Regions from separate parts of the Homo sapiens genome. Here region 1 is linked to region 2. The links are chromatin loops, found by intact Hi-C in ENCODE. Cell type or tissue: heart left ventricle. All regions are shown on one strand.

What was found. A loop is a pair of places that touch in the nucleus more often than their neighbours do. Peaks named below come from ENCODE experiments on the same cell type or tissue, not always from the same donor. Only the 100,000 strongest peaks of a DNase experiment are listed, where the experiment ranks them.
Region 1: a loop joins it to region 2, with 1.9 times the contacts of the local background. A loop is called at or near these places in 10 of 110 quality-filtered maps.

What each region holds. Positions count from the first base shown.
Region 1 is chr13:97,441,623-97,449,622 of GRCh38, forward strand. The region is part of intron 1 of RAP2A (RAP2A, member of RAS oncogene family); the gene reads left to right. Among named protein-coding and RNA genes, the nearest start is that of RAP2A, 11 kb to the left of the region's middle. RefSeq lists an enhancer at 7,159-7,660. In heart left ventricle, no CTCF peak of the experiment used is centred here; no DNase peak of the experiment used is centred here.
Region 2 is chr13:97,565,904-97,573,903 of GRCh38, forward strand. The region is part of intron 3 of LOC105370324 (a long non-coding RNA gene); the gene reads right to left. Among named protein-coding and RNA genes, the nearest start is that of RAP2A, 140 kb to the left of the region's middle. In heart left ventricle, no CTCF peak of the experiment used is centred here; a DNase peak (open chromatin) is centred at 3,127; H3K4me3 peaks cover 367 bases.

The DNA.
Region 1 (8,000 bases), 120 kb before region 2:
TCATTGTCTTTAGAACCTTACTGCCTAGGGGAGCATGTATGCCTTACTCTGGGGTTTTCTTTGCTTCTGTTTTGATTTTTCCCTGTTTTCTGTTTCTCTCCATCTATTCTTACCTACTGTTTTTTTACACACTTATATTTTTCAGGCCTATGTTGTAAAAAGAGTTTTAAGTACTCTAAGTTTTTTTGGAGTAATAAGAGTTTGAATACGAGCAGACTTTCAAACAAGGTAAAACTGATGGTGACTGAATAGTTACTAAAGGAAATGTATAGATATTGTGTTTATGTAGGAAATTTATCTTGAAATTTTAATGGTGTGCAGAAATATGCCATATATTATATATTGCCATTTCATTTGTTACTTTGACACTTGTGGTTCATATCATTAAAAATTATTCTCAGCCTGACAGAGAGAAGTTTAATTTCTTAAACATCCTTTCTGCTTTACCAGATCAAACTCAGCCTTTTAGTAGAGTAATATCAATAATAGTAATGCTGTAATTGTGGACATCTGCATTTCAGTCAAGTATGTTAAATAAAGCATAAATATATTAGTAAAATTTAAAGTAATCAAAATAACTAAAAACAATATTTGAAGATTCTAATACATAATCTAGCTAAGATTTTGTCATGGTATGTATTAAATTCTTTCTCTGGCATAATTGTATAGATGGGGATTTGTTTTTGTTTTTTATTTCTCTAATACATTTAAGATTTTAAAACATACCAAAATTTATATTTAGGGAGAAATAAGGTGACTTATAATTTTTATTTTTAAATTGTTATCTGTCAAAAAGCCAAATATTGGAAAAAATTAATAACTATCTCTATTTTTATAGATCCACTCAGCAGGGGATTTCACATTTTCTTAACCAGGGCCCTCAGTAAGAAGTACATTTTATATTGTGACTTAGTGCACACATAGGAATAAATACATCTAGCCGAAATCAACATTTCATAAGACAGTAAACTTGCTATGTTGCTTGTATTACTTTTTCTATTTATTTTTTTCTATTTTATTTCGTTGTTTTTAAGTGCTTTTCATGACCCACCAAATTGATTTTATCACACATAGCTTGGAAACTGCTATCCTAGGACATTTTTACTCTAAGAAAACTAAATGTAACTATCTGTTTAATATTTCATCTTCTCTCTCCTGCTTTTCTGGTTCCCAGCAATGCTGTGTAAGATTACGAAAATGAAGTACTTCCCAATGTGAGTTAGTAAATACTACCTGTAATTCAGAGAAAGATAGCATTTAGTCACTGAACAAAAAGATATAGCATATCTTTTGAGAAAGCATTTATCTCTGTTGTGCATATTAGAAATATGAGAATGTATTTCTCATGTAATGTTGTTCATTCTAGTAATTCAAGATAACTTTTGCCTTGTGAAAACTTAGAACAGAGAAAGGGAGGTTGTGGTAGTATTCAGACTTGAATACATGAGTGCGGGATTATCTATTTCAAGAACAGTTGCTGAGGAGGTTCAGAAAACTCAAAATAGAGGTCTGCTGCATCTATCCAGGATAACACTGATTCACCTCTCCCTGTAAGACAGTAAAACTATAAATATCTTAAAATCACTTAGTAAAGTTACCCAAGAGAAACATTGAAAAACCTTTATTTAAAACATTTAGGAGTGTTCTCATGCTTTCCTGACCCTTAGAAATTAATAATTCAAATGTGGAAATACTATATTAATAATTCAATGCATATTAGTATTTTCTCTACTAAGTATCTTTACAGCTCTCTCTCTGTAAATGAAATCTTAGAGTATTTTAAGAGACAGGGTCTTGTTCTGTTGCCCAGGCTGGAGTGCAGCGGCGCCATCAGAGCTTACTGCAGCCTCTAACTCCTGGGCTCAAGCAACCCTTCTGCCTCAGCCATCTGAATAGCTAGGACTACAGAGCAGGCACCACCGCATCCAAGTAATTCTTTAAAAATTTTTTCTAGAGATGGGATCTTGTTATTTTGCCCAGGCTGGTCTCAAACTCCTGGCCTCAAGTGTTCCGACTACCTCAACTGCCCAAAGCACTGGGATTACAGGCCTGAGCCACTGCCCCTGGTCCTAAATTAATTCATCTTTAGGTTTCCAATGAACATTATGAATACTGTATGTATTATAATTCTCGAATGGAGTATTTTATTGTATATACTTATCTTCTCATCCATGAAGACAGCGAATGTTAATCTCATTAAAGCTGAGATCCAGCACTTATTAGTTATGTAATTAGGAGCAAGTTGACATTCCTTGCATTTTAATTTCCTCATTTGTAATATGAGTATGATGTAGTAACTCGTGAGATAACGAACGTAAAGTGTTTCTTTACATAGTGAACCTAAAATATTAATAATAAAGTTTCACCAAGAATCACAGAAATAGGAATGAAACCCAGCCTTTTATCTGTATACTGCCACGTGACTTCTTAGGAATTAGGCTCAATTGTCTTACTATATTGAGATGAATTATATACCTAGTATAGTATAACATTTCTGTTTTTCCCATTGCTTTCTCCTCTGTGTTTTAAGTGCTCTAACACTACGTTATAGAACTTATAGCATAGACCTTGAGTGCTTTGTGTTTTTGCCTTCCCCTAGAGACCTAAATATATTGGCTATAAATGGTGGCGGTAAATTTTTTGACTCATGAGGAATTGTGATGATTTTTAGTACACATATTTTAAATATTAATATGTGACATAAAAAGCAATCAGCATATTAGTATTTGTTAACACTTCTCTTTTTAAAAAAGTTAATAATGACAGTAGACCTCTTTATGAATACCAAATATGCATGGGGTGAAGATAATTTTAACAGTCTTTATGGCTAGTTATATATAGTAACATGCTGGCATAGCTTTTTAATAATCAAATTGAGAAAAGTTTTGTCTTTGTATAAAAGTCATCACTATCAACTAATATCATTTAAGCCACCTCATTTGCATAGCATTGCCTTGGGCATTATACAGAATAAGAACAAGATACTATCTTTGTCCTTCTGGTGTGCCAAAATGTCCTATAAATGGGTATATATTTTGCAGTATTGAGTTATACAGAAATATATTTTTAAAGACACTTTCATTTCTAAGTTTCAAAATATTTTTGCACCAAAAACATTGCTCTTATTAGGCCACCTTTTCTAAGGAAGTTTTTATTCATTTTATGGAAATTCAGAATTTTGTCTACAAGACTAATGACAACAATTGTATATTTATATATAATCGCCTTTTTGTATATGTCTTAGTCTCTTCAGGCTGCTATAACAAAATTCCTTCGACTGTGTAATTTATAAACAATAGAAATGTATTGCTGACAGTTCTAGATGCCAGGAAATCCAAAGTCAAGACACCAGCAAAATTCGTGTCACAAATGGTGCCTCTTGCTGCATCTTCATATGGTGTAAAGGGCAAAATGGCTCCCACAAACCTCCTTTATAAGGGCACTAATCCCATTCATGAGGGTGGAGCCATCATGACCGAATCACTTCCTAAAGTCCCCACCTCTTCATTCTATCACATTGGGGATTAAATTTCAACATATGAATTTTAGGGAGACAAGCATTCAGACCACAGCAGTATATTTAGTACATTTTTATCCTCCCTATCTAAAATATAATTTCTCCTTCCCTCAATGATCCACTTACACTCCACTGCTTTCTTTTTCTACTTCGTGAACCAACAGTCCCAACAAACTTTGACAATCAGTAATGTTGACTGGTAAAGTGAAGCACTGAAATCCTATTGTTAAGTAGCCACATACATACATACATGCATACATACATAGATACATGAAAGCTAACCAGAAAATGAACTAAACTTAATTATTTTTAGTTTATTTTTTATGAGCAAGTGATGAGAAAATAATTTCTAATGGTTAATCCAGTTTATGCATAATACCAATGATATAAAACTTTTTTACAATGGTCTAGCATTAAGGAACTATAATGTTTGCATAAACCCTATGTCTGTTCTTGCTGGATGGTCAACTAGTTTTGGAGTGCTGTTACCTTTATTGAAGAAGGATGTAAACAGAGCATTATCTCAATAGGTGCAGCTGCTGTGTGGAGCTCTGTGCAGGGAGAGTCCCCCAGCTGTGTGTGAGCTCAGTCATGGGAATACTGTGATCCACCAGCAGCATTTGTCCTGAGAGAGGCAGCCAGGATGTTGTATGTTTACCATCCCTGCTGAACAAATCAGTATCTTAATTATGGTAGGATGCCTCCCAGAGGTATATACATTTTAAAAGGCTACTCTTGATGACAGAAAATGTTTATTCCTAAGGCCACCCTGAGCACATCATCTGGTTTTATTGAAGGAAATACTTGTACATTTATGGAGGGAAGGAAATTTATTTTATTGCTTGCATCAGCATATCCTACTAAGTAATGAGTCCTGAAGCTTTTCTTTATAGGCCACAGTGAGTGGCTTCTTAACAATCACATATCTATTTTCCTTTGAATAAGTACCATTGCTTCAATCTATTCCCTTTTCTCCAAAGGTGACTGTATGTCTCTTTTATCTGGGACAGTTCAGGTCTATGCTTGTTGTTCTCTACATTTATTTACAGTACCCCTTTCCATCTTGAAAGTATCTCAGTGTGGGCAATAAATTTTATGGTCACTATAGACTGTTACCTCAAACTCTCTCTTTTTTTTTAAATCATGACAATTCAAATCCCATTTGTGCATATATTTTTGAGATACCTTGTTTAAATAAACAGTATCTTTCTTTGACCTGGCCAGCTTCCTTTTTTAAAGCTTTTGTTAATTTGGGTAAACAAATCCTCATGAACTGGAAATGTTGCTCAGTTTTGAAAGATGACATCTTTTTTACTAAATGCTCTTGATTAAAGATGGCTGCAGATTCTTTGACACAACTTCCATTGAGAAGTAGGATCTGTTTCCTCTCCCTTTGAGTCTGTGCTGCCTGTTAAGACTGTGTTGATCCATAGAGTATGCTGGAAGTGATAACCAAGCCAGTTTGGGGCCTAATCTCTGAGAAGACTAACAGCTTCCGCCTTACTTTCTTGAAGCCCTGAGCTACCACATAGGAAGTCCAGCTATGCTGCTGGAAAATTCACGGAGAGGCCCGGAGGCTAGATAGAGAGGAGGAGGGAGCTCCCTTCCAGCCATTCCTACCAACGTGCCAGGCCTCAAGTGAGGCCATCTTTGACTCGCCAGCCCAGCCTTGCTCACTATAACTAAAGACCTCTGAGTGGCCCCAGTCAATATGATGTAGAACAGAAGAACTGCCCAACTGAGTTCTGCCCAAATTGTTGACCCACAGCATCATGCAATATAGTAAAATGGCTATTTTAAGCCCCTAAGTTTTGGGATAGTTTTATGCAGCAGTAGTTATCTGGAACAATAACACATTTTTAGATAAACATGTTATTTTAGAAATTATTTTGGTAAGAGTACTATTGATCCTTTTGGTTTCTTTGTGAAGATCTTTAAAAAAAATTTATTGAAGATGATTGAATAAATTTTAACTCTTAAAATAACAGCAAATTTATGGAGCACCTACCAACTGCCCTTGCAATTGATCTACCCGATGTCATTTGACCACTCTCACCCATGCATGATTAACTGTACTTTGAAGATCACATTTAATCGTATTAAGAATGTAGTGTATTATGGCTTAATTTCAGCAGAAAATTCAAATGTATGTATGTGCCCTTTGCAACTGTTTATACTCATAGTCTGAACTGCCGTCTCCCCCTTCACTCTACCCACAGGGTGTACTGTTTATAAAAGTAATTGATGTAAACCATCTAATTTCTGTTGATGAAGAAAGAGTCTATTATTTGGTGGTGCTCTGCCTCAATTTTGATATCTAGCACCTGACACATAGAAAATATCTAGTAAATATTTGTTGAATTTATAAGTAAAGATCCCTGCATTCTGTATTTTGACAGTTTCCCTCCAGATCCCAGATCTCTGGAGACCCCTTATGCATCAAATCAATTTAAGCATTTCAGTGTCTAACACAAGGCATGATAAAGAAAAATAATAAAGCATTTTAGATAGTGTACATCCAAAAATGCGTTTTTAGCCTGGTGGCCATGGACATGTTTGCATTGATTTTGTGACATTTTTGTTACTCCAGACACCATGGACTACTTAAGGAAAGTGTCAGATTTGAAGACCATCACTTCATTATCTCATTCTACTTTGTGTGTCTATAAGTGTCAAGAACTGATTCCAGCACTGGGGATACAGCTGCATATAAAACATTCATTGCCCTTGCCTTCCTCAGGTCCCAGATGTAACTTTAAAGGTAGCACACCTGGCTTCAGGCAGAAACAAGACTTTAGCTCAAAACTCCTTATACTACTCAGAGTTCTTGGGTTTTTTTTTTTTTTCTTTTTTCTTTTTTTATTAACCCACCTTGTCTTAGCTAGGCCTTCAGAGCCATGGTTCACAGCTAGTGACTTGACTTAGTATTTACTGCAGGAAGATGAACAGAATAAGGAAAGCTACTTCTGTTTGGAAAAGATGGTATTAGATATTAGAGGGAAAGGTATCTATCCTGTTTTTCTCAAATCTTTTCCACAAGAATAATGGTTTTCAGACTAGATGGTTAGTTTTGGCCATCCTTGGCCAGAGGAATGGAAGCCAGAGATAGGAGATAAAACATAAATAACAGTTTTGGTACATTTTTACAGCTATATCACCATTAAGATTCTAGAACTGCCTTACTAACAGACGATTTGAGAGAACTTAGAGAAGGATAATTCTCATTTCTGTAGTATTTTACAATATCCACAGTACTTATTAATTCACGTATGGCTGTAGGGCGGGAGGCTGTAAAACAGGCTGATTGCCCAAGTGTGGTGTGTAACACCACACTAAGCTGTTAGTAAAGTCATCATCATCATCTTCCTTAACATTACACCTAAGTATCAATTAATGTTTGTTTCACAAATAAGGAACCTGAGGCTCAGAAAGCTCATGACGTATCCAAGGAGGCAGAGCTGGGACTTATTTCTAGGTCCTCTAACTCTAGATCCAGCTCTCTCTTGTGGTACACTTCATCTTAATTTTCCCCAGTGACCAAATTGTGGTTGGCCTGGACTGTTAATCTAGAAATAATTTACCCAGAAAAAAACTCAGGTTCGCTCACTTGATGAGTAACAAAGAACTCCCCATGAGAATGTGGGTTTTGATCAATAGGAGTTTTATTACTTGGTGCTAGGAAGTAGGACACTGTAAGGATTCTTCAAGGCACTGCCTCCCTAAGGAAAAGCAACAGGAGGGCTTTATGGGGCAATGGAGAGGAGAGAAGGGTGCAGCCTTGAATATGGAGGAGGGATCCCAGGTGCACAGATGCAGTGAGCCATCATGCCAGCACATAGGTCGCATGTTATGGTAATGAAGCTGTTGCCTCTCCCACAGTGGAGACTTTAGCATAGTAAGTTGCAGGGGTCTGTCAGGAGCTAGTTTAAGCCAACAAAGTGACCGCATTCCACACAGGCTGTAGGGCAGGAGGTTGTAAAACAGGCTGATTGCCCAAGTTGATGAAATTCCTATAAACCCTGGAAACCTCCTTGTCTGCTTACAGATAGGCTTTTAGCTAGTCGCTGTAGATCTGCTACATATTTTTATGGGATAGTTGGTTGGGGGAATCACTGAAAAAGCAATGTTTTAAGGTAATTATTACGGAAGTAGCATAGGATAGAGTAGAAGAGTGAGAAATTGGAGGCAAGACCAGTTAGGAGACTGTTGCAGTGTCTTAGGTATGAGTTACTTTGGAAATGAAAGCGTTTTTGTAGTGGGAGTGAAAATGATGGGACAGATTTCCTCACATCCAGTAATTCCTGTTCTGTCCATCCCTGTAATCACTACTGGACTAGACCTGTTGTTGCGGCCTCTCATTACACCTGATCATGCTTAGAGACTATTGGACACTCTGTTGCTTACCATCCACTCTCCCTTGCCCCACAGTGAATTCTTAAAACTATCTTTCTGACTTCTTTCATTTCAGTGTTGGCTTGAACCC
Region 2 (8,000 bases):
ACCAAGTTTTTCCAGACAGAAAGGGTCCAATGACCTATTTCTGGTGACCAAGAGAAACATAAAAGCCTCAAAAACCTCAAACACAAAATACTCCCCACCCCCTACATACACACATGCTGCGATTTTGTAAAAATGTAATTCGTTGGCTGTTGGATTCGTTTTCTTGCTAAACAAAGGCTGCTCCCTGTTTCCTCATATGATGGGCATAATTACCAAAGTGATCCAAGTCTGCACATACTATTTTCCTTCCATTCACTGCAAGTCTGGAACAACAACAAGAGAAGTGACACTCCCAGAAGTGGAATTAACACACACCCCACATACTGCTTTCATGTCTCCTCTGGCTGCCACCTAAAACAGAGTTACAGATCCTGACCCTCCCCATCCTCAGACACAAGGATCACAATTGATCAAACATTGTGGCAGGTGATTGTTTGGAGGAAGACTGAGATAAATGTAAGCTTTTAAAAACAGCTGGTGTTCTTACTTGAATTAAGAGTTTCGAGATCAAGCTATGCGATAAAGAAGTGTAATCCCTGACCATCCCTCTGATCTGGATTCTTCTCTCTGCTACTATGGAATATTTGTCAGTGTCTACCATTTGAAGACTAGGAGGAGGAGAAGGGAACCCTCTGTCTTCCCTCAGATTTTCACTGCCACCTCCACCCCAGCATCTCAGCTGAAATCCACATCTGTTCACAGAAGCCTCCATACTTCCCCAAGTCTGCCCATACACAGGCTTCTGGAGAGATTAAGAAGTTTGACATGGAGAAAGGGTGGAACAAGATGGCCAAATAGAAGGCTCCACTGATCTTCCCCCTCACACGGATACCAATTTGACAAATAGGGTGACCTAGTATTTGCTAGCACAATAGGATGCACAATAGGTGACAAATCAAAAATAATTTAATTGTACATTTTTAAATAACTAAAAGAGTACAGTTGGATTGTTTGTAACACAAAGGATAAATACTTGAGGTAACAGAGACCCCATTTACCCTGATGTGATTATTACACCTTGTATGCTTGTACCAAAATATCCCATAATGCCCCATAAATATATATACCTATTATATACCAACAAAAATTAAAAATTTAAAACAAAAGTTTTCTAGGTACTCCAGGATGGTGATGGTGTTAATGAGCACTGGCTAACACAGGGGCAGGCTGAGGGTGAGGCAAGAAGCAGCTCAAATAGACCCTTTGCAATGGACTGCAGCGGAGCCACGTGGGGAGATGTGGCATTGGTTGTCCACTTACAGTTTTGCTTTTTGAGTGATTTTTATGGTCTCTGCAAGCCTTCTGCAAGGTTTCTTGGATGTGCTTTAAATATTTAACTAAGAAGTTAGTGCCTATCTCACCTAAATTGAAGCTGTGCAGGAAGACTGGTAGCAGTATGGCAAAGAGAACGATCTGCAAGAGAATGTTAGAGCCATCCAGAAAACAGGTGACTGGTGTCAACAGAGTGGATTTGTAGAACACATGAGCAGTTTTAAGGGAGTTGCAGAAATACCTGGGTTGAGACGCAACAAAGTCTGCCTGAAAAACTTTGCCTTGTAAAAGGAGTGGCCACTGAAGGACCAGAGATTCTCTTTGTCCCCATGGCAAGCTAAGAACTTGAGAAGACTTTGGCATACTGTGATCTTGCCATTTCAACTAGACCTCAGAGGATCTAATGGATTCTCATCAACAGCCAGCAGTTCACAGGCTACTTTCTGAAAACAACTGATTCACCAAAACTGAGCCCTAGAAGGCATAAGCATGTGTGGCCATCTCCTGTGGCAATGTCACAACCTGAAACAAACAAATAAAAAAAGCAGAGAGTCCATATGCCAAAGATCAAGGGTGCAGATGTATCCGGGCATTCCCATTGGGACCTTTATTGTGTGAGCCTGAGAAGGACAGTGAATGCAATGTATTATAGGTCCAAGGACAACCAAGCTACTGGATAAGAGAAAGGATGCTGGTCTGAGTGAGAATCTCAACTTCAAGCCCTTAATCAGAATATGCTCATCTAGTTCTGTCTCAGTTCCCCTGTTCATAATGGCAGAAGAGAGGCAAGGGACTCACAAGACAATCTGCAATGCTCTTTACAGCTTGATGACTCAAAGCAGGAGACAGAATTGTGGAAGGTGGTGCTGTGGTGTGAGCCCTAGGCTGGGTTCCCAGACCAGCCCACAGGGAAGCTTCTACCTCTGTTGCAACCAGGAAGTAAGGAATGAGGAAGCTGCCACCGCCCCTGCCACATTCCAGGACACACACCACCAGGGCTGCAGTCTAGGAATCGGGAGCCTGGAAGCATGAAGCTGCCACCACCACTGCAAACTGACTCTTTATACCCCTGGAGCTGGAGTGAAGAGGTTCATGTATTTATTCCCTGAATGATCATCAAAAACAATTTACCCAATCTGCCTGCAGTGAGGGCAGCTTCATCCACACAGGAAAAGAAACTGGGATTTGGGACATTTTTCAAAAGTGAACACAAAGAACGCATATGTTCTAGAAAAAGCACCAGACTAATTAAGTGAATGAGCTTTGAGAACAGACAGATCTGAGTACACAGACTGCCCCCACCAGATACCTGCCTCATTTTCCATATCAGTAAAGTGGGGGTAATAATTCTACCTATATTGCTCTGCTATGACAACAGTTACATGAGGTGATGCACATAGTGTACCTAGCACAGTGCTGGAAAAGGGTGCCAGCTATGCTCGGGCATCCAGCCACCTCCTTCTCCTGTGCCTTCCTGTATTGCAGACCCCTGTTGGATGACAGAGTTGGGAAGCTAAAAGCCACCACAGCTAGAGTTCTGCATGCCAATCAGGGTCTGTGTGGCAGATGCACTGTCATGCAATTTGGAAGGCAGAATCCAGGAGACGCCCAGCGCTGCTACTTCTGGCTTTCTGCTGGTAAGTAAGGTTGTGGAGATGTGGCATTTCTGCAGTGGTGTCCCACTGTCCAGACACTAACTCTAAGGGTGTCAAGAGGCAGTTTGCAGTGGTGGTGGCAGCTTCATGCTCCCAGCTTCCCAATTCCTGGACTGCAGCCATGGTGGTGTGTGTCCTGGAATGTGGCAGGGTCAGTGGCAGCTTCCTCATTCTCCCCTTCCTGGTTGGAACAGAGGTAGAGGCTTCCCTGGTGAGCTGGTCTGGAAGCCCAGCCTGGGGCTGGCCACCCCCACCACTTCCCATGATTGTGTGAGCACCACCTCCCGACACTAATCCCTTCCTGCTTAAAACACCAGGCATCTTCCAGATCCCTGCAGTGAACTCTGACAGTTATGCACCCCATGGAGCACAGGGTAAACTTCCAATACAACTTGGCTATGTCTACATTTTCAACTGAGGACCTACTATGTGCCAAGTCCTAATATACATATTGTTTTAACCCCCAATGATTCTGCCAGCTATGAATTTTTATGACTATTTGTATACATAAAGACGTTCAGTGATTTGCATAAGGTCACTCAACTAATAAATGACAGATGAGTGTGGCCGCAAAACTCATAAGAACACATAACAATCTTAGGACCGACAGAAGTAAAAACCTCTTTGTGTTTTTGCTTTTCTTTACTGATATCATATCAGAGTTCCTCCAGCGAATAAAAGGATCCTAGATGGCCCCTGGGGGCAATTAACTGCTTTTTGGAAGCTTTCAAACTAATGAATTATGAGATGCAAAAATCAATGGAGACTTACTTTAAAAAAGAAACAGCATCCATCATTAGTGATGTTAGAACCAGGTAACACAGAGTTCTCCAAAACTTTAAAGATGCAGACTGCAGCAACTCTGAGAATGGCTCCTACACCTTAGGTGACAGGCCATGTAATTAACCGAGGGCCCCCCTGTACCTCCCACAGCTGTGCCTGGCCAGTGAGTGATCCTCAGGGACGCCAAAGCAGCCGGTTTCTGGGAGACACTGGACTCTTCTGAAGGTTGATCTTGGCCCAAAGACTCCCCAGTAGCCTTACAAACCTTCCTTAAACTGCACAGCTGTTTCAAAACCACAGTGCTCCCACCTAACCTTCCCACCCTCTCCTCTTCCCTGGATCAGGCTTACAGGGCGAGCCGAAACTCTCGCAGCCTTTTCTGATACTCTTCATCTTCTCTCACACGGTAGTGTCCGCTAATGGAATCTTGGCACATTTAACGCCGTTTTGCCATCTGCCTCCCATAAAGCCTGGACTAACACATGGAATTCAGCACTATCGTCTACCCTCCCACTCACAAAACAAGAATTACATTGTATTTTACAATATAAAATGCATGAACACATTTAATGTACTCAGACTCATGTCCAAAACATGAGAGAGAATGTTCTTTAGCACTAAAACTGTTCACCACTACCTGAAGAGCTAAGGAGCTAGTTTTCTTACCAAAAAGAAAAAAGGCGGGGGGAGGGGTGGTGGCGGGTAGAGGGCATTTAAAATAACATCTGAGAGAAGACTATTTAACTCCCAAAACAACTAGATTCCACTGAAATAACAAACAGAAGTAGAATTGCTAAATCCATCTCTTCTCAGAGAAGAAAAGCACATATTTGCTTTTGCTCCAGAGATTTTTTTAATACAGTATTTAATGGGAAGGCTGAGTTTGTAGGGCAGTTAAATCACAGGAGACCCAGAGAACCAAATACTTCACTCTGTGCTTCATCCGACTTTCCCAGTAGCTCTCCGCTGGCCATTATGCCTCATAGAATGCATTCTAATGGCTTAAAATGACAGTGTTTTGTTTACAAAATGGCTCCATTCCTCAAGGAACCCAAGAGCCTGTGCACTGTAACAGGGCTATTGATAGAAAATAAACTGCACAGTGTGACAGAAGCTGGTCCCACCTTCCTGCCCTGTTATCCATTTTGAGGTCAAACGTATCAGCTCAGAAGTAAGGCCTGAGGGGGCACAGCCAAACATCCCTAAGAGAACTGAGCAAAGAGCTCAGGAAGGTGAACTGAGGGCCAACATCCTGGCACCGATACCAAGGAGAGGATTTGACCCAAGTGTTCACTAAATATTCTGACCTTGAGAGGCAAGTCCTGGAATCATGTGGATTTGCTCTGTCTGCTGAATTTTAAAATGTCAGTCTTAGACTAGAGCTTTAGCAGGGGACTCAGCAGCCTCTCTCCTTTCTGTTTCTAATGCCAAAAAAAAAAAAATACTAAACGCAAATATGATCTAAAACAAGGAAGAGGGTCTGTTTTCTGTAAGAGGCAGAATTTATAAGCTTAGAACAATAAGCGAAATATTAGTCCTTAAATTAGTAAATTCCACTTTGATCTTCTATGAGTGAGAGGAAGAGTTTTGCAAGGGAGAGTTGTAAGGAATTCTCTAGAAACAACAGGCCCTGAAATAGGGTAACTTAAGGTGGTATGTCTTTGTTACTTTTACATATTGCACAAATGACCCATCCAGCCTTGGATAATCACTGTATCCTCACTTTGAGAACTTCCAGAGTAGTGACTCAGTCATCAGTTTTTTTAGTACTCGGCCATATTTTAGTCAACTTCAATAAATAAATGAGTACAGGTTTTTCGAGGGTTAAAACAGTGAATATTTTTTATATCTAAGGCTTTTGAATATGTGTGTATGTGTGTGTGTGTGTGTGCATATATATATTTCATTCATATATTTCATTCATATATATACATATATATGTATATATGTATATATATGTATATATATGTATATATATGTATATATATGTGTATATATATGTATATATATGTGTGTATATATGTATATGTGTGTATATATATATGTATATATATATGTGTGTATATATATGTATATATATATGTGTGTATATATATATGTATATATATATATATATGTATATATGAATGAAATCCCTTAATGGACATAGTGGAATATTAGCCTTAAAAAGGAAAGAAATTATGATAACGTGCTACAACAGAGATGAACTTTGAAGACATAATGCTAAACAAAATTAGCCAGACACAAAAAGACAAATACTGGATGATTCCACTTATATGAGGTATCCAGAGTAGTCAAATTCATAGAAACAAAGTGGAATAGTGGTTACCAGGGTCTGGGAGGCAGGGGAATGGGGAGTTGTTTAATGGGTATAGTTTCAGTTTTGCAAGATTAAAATGTTCTAGAGATTGGTTGCCCAACAATATGAATATACTTAACACTTCTAAACTGTGCACTTAAAAATGGCTAAGATGGTAACCATGTTATGTGTATTTTACCACAATTAAAAAAATGTCTGGCTAGGTGCAGTGGCCCATGCCTATAATCCCAGTGCTTTGGGAGGCCGAGGAAGGAGGATTGCTTGAGGCCAGGAGTTCAAGACCAGCCTGGGCAACACAGTGAGACCTCATCTCTACAGAATTAAAAAAAAAAAATTAGCCAGATGTGGTGGTGCATACCTGTAGTCCCTGCTACTCGTGAGGCTGAAGCAGGAAGATTACTTGACCACAGGAGTTTGAGGCTGCAGTGAGCTGACTACACCACTGCATTCTGGCCTGGACATCAGAGGGAGAACCCGTCTCAAAAAAAAAAAAAAAAAAAAAAAAATGGCTGGGCGCAGTGGCTCACGCCTGTAATCCCAGCACTTTGGGAGGCTGAGGTGGGTGGATCACGAGGTCAGGTGTTCGAGACCAGCCTGACCAATATGGTGAAACCCAGTCTCCACTAAAAATAGAAAAAATTAGCCAGGTGTGGTGGTGCACACCTGTAATCCCAGCTACTCAGGAGGCTGAAGCAGGAGAATCGCTTGAACCCAGGAGGCAGAGGTTGCAGTGAGCTGAGATCACACCACTGCATTCCAGCCTGGGCGACAGAGCAAGACTCCATCTCAAAAAAAAAAAAAAAAAAAACCTTACTATATTAAAGGGTTTACTGACAGATTGCATTTTTCTTCAGAGTCTGTTAGCAATGTCAAAAACATTACTAAAATCACAACAGAAATTCACAAAGCCCAGGAATTACATTTGTTCATATTTGGTGGGGAAAAAATCCTAGTAAAAACTGAACTTGACTGGGGCAGTTCCTATTACTTAATCCAAGGGTTCTGAGTAAGGCAAAGGATTTCTGAAGGAGAAAAAAATGTCAGAAAGATACTAGCTAGCCAGCCCCAAAGCAGTTCTTCCTGGGAATTTCTCTGATTTCTTTTTCAGCTAGCCCACCCACCACACCAAGTATCTCCACCAGATCATCAGGAGAGACAAATGATTCCTCCTCTTATCTCTTAACCAAATGTCCTACTGGTGACCTGAGAGTATCTGCATTTGCAACACATAATAAATGCTTGCTTGGCTAAAAGGGATTAGTAACTCTGACATCATGAACAAAGGACCACACCAGGGAACCATCTGGAATTTGGTAAATCACTACATAGACGGAATGACATTAATTCCAGGGCTTATTTGAGGCTTAATGTCCAAAAACTACTAAGCTATTAATTAGAGAAAATGAAATCCTTTTACACACAAAGCATGCCATTGTGGTATGTATTATGGTCTGGTATATATGTTGGTCCCTCACCAACCCTGGGGACTTCTATCTTGAAAACTATCGTAATTGGCAAAATCAGCCCTGGTCAATATCAGGCTTGCAGAGAAAATAGGGGATTAAGAGGGAGAAAATAAAAATGGTATTTCATATATTTTTTAAAGCAAAGGTTTGAGAAAATAGCAAATTATTTCTTTCCTTTATTTTACTGAATTCTTCTGTACCAAAGCAATGCATGCTTATAACAAGGACAGTGGAGCTATGTAAAGATAGTTAAGAGTCTCCCCCTCCATGCTTCTAATCTCAGTATCCTGAGATAACCAATATTAAGTTTTATAAGTACTCTCCCACAACTTTCCTTATGTTTATACACATATATGTAAATATATTTAAGGATATACAGGATAAATATATATGGAATATATCTCCTATATATGAGATAAAGGTGTACATATTATATAGGATTTTGCTTTAACAAAACTAATGTTACCACTACTTAGTAGTTTATTTCATTTAATAATAACACTA